Regions from separate parts of the Homo sapiens genome. Here region 2 is linked to region 1. Evidence: chromatin contacts called from ENCODE Hi-C data. All regions are on one chromosome and are shown on one strand. The core of a region is the stretch at or near the end of the contact, and the rest is flanking DNA. Distances in the headings are between cores, read along the strand shown. Region 1 holds the start of FRMD3-AS1 (FRMD3 antisense RNA 1). Region 2 overlaps FRMD3 (FERM domain containing 3).

Region 1 (2,943 bases), core at 374-2,873:
TCACTAACCACCAAACACTGACTAACTGACCTCGTGCTCCACAAGGCATAACTACAGCTCTGACTGGACAAGAGACTGATTTCAGTAACTTTCTTCTAAGAGACCACAGACCGGTTCTGGCTGATTCATAGAGGCTGAGCGTTGATTACTTTCATGTCCCTGCTTCACCTTTTAATGTGTGTGGCCTAAATTTGACTGTATCTTAATGTTGTCTCCACCCCAAAGTGAACATGTGTTGTATGTTACATACATGTTCATTCTGTGCATATGTATTGACTCATAAATATTCATAAGATTCTCCTATAACCTACTGAATATGTATGTATAGCTAATTTCCTTGGGCATAAATCTCAACCTCTCCCTTTTATCCTCTGAAGTGCCTGCTATTGGTCTCTGCCAGAGGCTAGCTTCTACCTGTCATGATGGCCACCCTGCAAGCTGCAACTCGTTATAAGAAATAAAGTCTCCTCTCCAAATTTAAGATCTCATGATTTTAAGCTGACAATGCCTATACATGAAATAACAGAAGTCAGACCTATAAACAGGTTATCAAAATAAGGTACAGTAAATGCATGAGGTACTAGAGACCCATAGATTATCCCACTCTATTGAGCTGAGCGTCCCGTAAACCTCTAAGACAGGCTATGCAGATACGACAGGTCCTGATTTTATAGTCATTGAAGCTATGGCGATCCCCATTAGCGCAGAAGCGAGTCCTCTCTCACCACCACGCTGCCTCCTGAAGGTGGTCAGGTGAGGCTCATAGTTACTCAGTGTGCAGCCAAGGCTAACGCTTGGCTCCATCAATCCTGAAGTCCCACCTGATTGCCCAATGAAAGATAAAGCTCGGGGGGGCTGAGAAATAATACACGTGAACTGAAGGGCAGTGTAATGTTCCCCTCAAGGGGAACATTATTGCTTTACAAGCGTGGATTCTTTGTTCTGAACCCTAACTGTAAACTAGGAATTGGGGCTGAGAGCTTCTTCCATTTACAGCCCTAGGCTCTGCTCTGCATCCAAGCTCCGCTTCCTAGAAGTGCTGCTTATATTATTAACCAGGCTGCAGCCGGAATTAGCCAGAAACCACACTGTCGGCTCTGCTTTGCGGAAGGAATAGGAGCGAAGGACGAGGCTGCCCCCCAGTGGGAAACCCACAAGAAGCAGCGACGCTTCCAATCAGCTCACAACTTTCAGTATTGCAAGGAGAGGAATGGGCTCCGCATTTCCAGCTCCAAGCACTCCATTTCAGAGCCGCTGGGGAGGATTTTGGGGTGCAAATTCTTTTACCATTACGGGGTAGTGGTATGGCGTTGAGAAATAAGAATAGGCGAACCTCGTATCTACCAATCTCCCAACTCTATAAACGGCCCCTGGTTAAATCCAGATTCCGGATCCTGGCTGGGAGATTTTGATTTAGCAGGGCAGGAGTGGGAAACTAGGGAGGGTTTGGGTTTTAAATCAGCGTAATTCTGATCATCTGGCAAATTTGAATATTCTGCGCTGGGAGGCGACTTTCTGCTTCACTTTCCCAGAACCCGGGCAGGGGTCAAGCCCTTGCGAGTCAAGGGAACCCAGGAGTTGCTCTCTTACCTTTGTATTCCCGCAGCCTCCAACTGCAACTCCGGCGTCGCCCGGGCAGCCCGACCCAGCCAACCTGCCCAGGATCCGCCCATCCGCCGCGATTTCCATGGCGACCGATGGCGCCGCCTTCCGCAGCCTTAGGGCGGGGTAAGCGGGGGACCTAACTCTCTGTCCAGGCACTCAGTGCCCGACCTGCAAGTGGGGACGGAATTCTCGTCCAGGACAGTCAGGCTAAGAAGTAACTTTTATTATTATTATTATTTATTACTTTGAGTACTTCTTGCGCCCATTATTAAAAATTAAGTGTTTCTTTTTTGTTTTTGTTTGGTTCGGTGGGTAGAATATATGTGACATGTTTTTCTAGGATTTTCTTCTTAACATTTTATCTTCAGATTCAAATGCTTTGGACAGACTCACCGACTGCCCGGCTGAGAGAATCTGTGAGGTCTACCTGCCTAGCAATTTGCCTTTGCACGGTCCTCCTGTGAGGAGTGAGGACACACAGGTATGTGGCTTCTGTAAATGTCCACGCTGGGATAGTTCCCAGACCGTCGACTTTCTGTCCCTTTCTTGACTGTCCAGTCTCACCTTTCTCTCAAACACTGCTGCTTCAGCCGAATCCAGATGTGGGAGGCCAGGTTCTCAGGTGGCCTGGTGGGAATGCAAGGGCGGTGCTCTCAGAAACATCTGGGGGCGAGCTTGCCACTCAGAAGCAGGGAAAACTGTTTCAGCTTTCTTTATGAGAGAGACACACCTGGCTGGAGGTGCTGGTTTTTCTGCTTGACAACCCTGAGGCCTGGGCATACCTCAGAGGTGCTTCAGGTAGCTTGGTCAGCATGTTTCAGCTAGTCAGGTCCTACCCCCACGGTCTGTGGGCTTTTAGTTTTGGAGTGGGTATGATGGAGTCCTAGGACCCTGGATGACCTCACATTCAGGGTGCTTTCTTGGGGGCAGTTTGGCTGTTCAAGCTGGCTGGAGGCCAAATGGAAATCTAGACATCTCAGAAAACTGGTTGATATGCTGGGTTAGTGAGGATGAGGGAGGGGAGTGTTGTTTTACTTTTCACAGTAACCCAAAAGAGTTACCATCTATTACTATCTCCATTTTGTAGAAGAGGAAAGGGAGGCGCAGAGAATTTCAGAAACTCCCAGGATCTGGCTTCCACGTGCACACTTGGTACTTTGAATTTAGCTTAATTTTCTTTTTCCCTAATGGAGTGTTTATTCATGCTACCTTTCACCCACTCCTATTAATCTAGCCAAATTCATTCACTCATTTATCAGTAAGCTGTTTCATTTCTGCCCCCTCCCCTGTCACTGTAGTTCCACAGGACCAGAGACAACCACATGTGTTTTATGAAGT
Region 2 (2,778 bases), core at 1-2,500, 210 kb before region 1:
TAATTATTTCATTATGTATTACAATGTAATAATAATAGAAATAAAGTGCACAATAAATGTGATGTGCTTGAGTCATCCTGAAACCACCCCACTTCCACCTTGATCCGTGGAAAAATTGTCTTCCATTAAACTGGTCCCTGGTGCCAAAAAGGTTGGGGACTGCTGCTTTGAAGAGTTTGCCTGTGAGGAAAACATGAGAGGGACAAGGCATAGTTCTGTGGGAAGGCCTAATCCCCCTTCTCTTTTTCTTATGGTGTCCTAACCTCCTGCTTCCGTTATGATCCCTGAGCATGCAGAATTTTATGATGTGGTGAAGTTTCACTTCCACCAATGTTCTTTATTAATATCATGAACTAAGCATGCATTAATTGCCTTCCTAGCCTCTTGAGATTTTTTTATAATAAGGAAACATTTTAAGAATGAAAAGCAATTGCAAAGATATGGAATCAACCTAATGCCCATCAACTGATGAATGCATTGATAAAGAAAATGTGGTATATATACACCAAGGAATACTACTCAGCCACTAAAAAGAAAAAAATGATGTCTTTTTTGGCAACTTGGATGGAACTAGAAGCCATAATTCTAAGTGAAGTAACTCAGGAATGGAAAACCAAAAACCTAGTTCTCACTTATAAGTGGAAGCTAAGCTATAGGTATGCAAAGGCATGCAGAGTTGTATAATGGACATTGGAGACTCAGAAGGAGGGTAAAGGATGAAAAACTACTTACTGGGTACAATGTACACTACTTGGGTGACAGGTGCAGTAAAATCCTACTTCAGCACTATATAATTTGTCCACATAACCAAAAATGCTTGTACCTCTAAAGCTATTGAAATTAAAATTTTTTTAAATCTGTTAAATCTATTTAAGAAAAAAAGGATAATGGAAGAATTCCTTTCATATTAAACTTATATTCCTTTTATATTGAACTTACAAACAGATATTTATTCAGGCATTGGATGAGTGATCTATGACCTTTGTTTTATAAGTTTAACCTGCTGGGCTCAAAGCTTTAAAAGTCCCGGAGGGCCTGAGGCAGTGGTGACATTTTCTGTGGTGGGGTGCTGGGCTTCATTGAAATGCACACATAAAACCTTGGAATGTGCGTGGACTGCTGGGGAGCAGAGGCTGGCCAGGCTGAGGGAGGGGGCCACACCACACAAAGGACACACAGTCACATTCCTCCCGGGCCACCCAGCAGCCTTGGTGGCTGCTTGCCATCTGGCAGTGCTCTCGGTATTTTCCTGGATTCCTTGGGGCAAAGGAAACATAGTGACCTGGCAGACTTGGCTCCTGGCTCAGTGGCAAGGCCAGAGCTGTAGAAGTGGTTTATGGAGGAGATTGCACTTAAAATATCACTCTAGCCCATCCTTCCCTGTCATCATACAAGTTAACCAGCATCCTGGGACAAGGCTAGGCATCCAGAGGGCCGGATGTGGGGAAGACTCTTGCAATGCCGTGTTTTAAGTCCATTGCTTCCAGGTGTGTGGCAGTGTCCTTTCCAGCCACTAGATTGGGAATGCAATGAGGGAAGGGAGTTGGGTGAAGAGTTTAGTTAATAAATATTGGGTACCTAATGAGGATTGTCTATGCCTCGAGCTGCCACGGGTTCCTTCTGAAGAGTGCTAGGGTTTCTCTGAAGAAGCCCAAGTCCCACATTGAACTAAGTGTCCTCTCTCTGCAGAGTGCTGTGCCAGCAGCTGGCAAGCAAGCATGTTTATGAGTTAGTGATCTTTTGATAAGAGCTCATTCCTGAAAGGCAAATGGAAACTTCCACCTAGAACTCAGGCCAGGTCAGGAGGTGAGAGTATGGAAAAATAACACCAAGTGCAGGCACAAAACTGGAGAAGACAAAATAGTAAGGGAGCTGCAATTGGGGAAGTTAAAAAGGGCCTCATGGTCAACAAATCAGAGACAAGAGAAGGACAAGTGACACTTTTGACACCTTTATACCTTCAGCAAAAGCTGATACTCTCAGAACCTAAAATAGCAGAGAAGTCAAATGTTTCATCTCATAAAAAAAAACGCTAAACTTAACCACAAAACTGTTTAAGATTATACCTTGTGAAATACAAAGTAAAAAGTTAGAATAGGGAAAAAAATCAGAATAGAATAAGGAAGGAAAGGCTAGAGTATTAATTAAGATAAATTAAAAATTTTAGATTTTAATTCAGTTTGTCCTAGCATTTTTAAGAAAACAAAGATGATTTTGGAGGGCATAACAAGTCATTCTAACTCATATCCCTGAAAATGTAGGAGAATAAATTATCCACATGGGAATAATGAGCATTTGGAAGCACATGTGGTGCTAGTTTCATTGTGCAAAACACGAAATACATTATACCAATGTCATATTCATTTATGGCAGGGAGACTAGTTAGATGAGGGAAGGCGTACATCTGAACTGGCTGATGTTCTCAAACATCCACGCTATTGGACATTCCCAAGAAGCTGGAAATGTACAATCTGAAATGAACGTGCTCCTTCCATGAGTTCAATAAAGGGCCAATGGATCTCACCTAAAAGGATGTTTTGCTCAGAATGAACTTGCTGGACATGCTTTGCCTATCACAGGGCTCTAATACCACGGAATTACAATAAGACCTCATTGTTTATATGAGGGGCCAAAGCATCAAATTCCTACAGGGGTCAGATAGGTGATCTAAAGGAACTAAGTGGTGCAGGCATGAATGTGGCCAGAGAGCAGGGTGGGTGGCCTGGCCACAGGGACAGCTGTTTGTTACTCCTCTCCAGCCAGCTCCCTGCACAGGGG

What was found. A loop is a pair of places that touch in the nucleus more often than their neighbours do. Pooled maps may share reads with other maps.
Region 2: a loop to region 1 is called in a map of Right ventricle myocardium inferior, with 6 times the contacts of the local background. The contact joins the enhancer-like site here to the promoter of FRMD3-AS1 in region 1. A Hi-C loop is called at or near these places in 1 of 168 maps with a recorded cell type or tissue (Right ventricle myocardium inferior) and 6 of 50 pooled maps.

Annotation. Positions count from the first base shown.
Region 1 is chr9:83,218,025-83,220,967 of GRCh38, reverse strand. FRMD3-AS1 (FRMD3 antisense RNA 1) reads right to left here and starts at 1,623. Exons shown (of 3, transcript NR_184120.1): 1 at 1,591-1,623. It also overlaps a transcript of RASEF not described here.
Region 2 is chr9:83,430,828-83,433,605 of GRCh38, reverse strand. All of the region lies in intron 1 of FRMD3 (FERM domain containing 3), which reads left to right. Among named protein-coding and RNA genes, the nearest start is that of FRMD3, 110 kb to the left of the region's middle. RefSeq lists a silencer at 1,038-1,332. Within about 2 kb of position 1,250, at least 22 of the 41 ENCODE cell types and tissues checked have a DNase peak (open chromatin) inside an H3K27ac peak, as active enhancers do.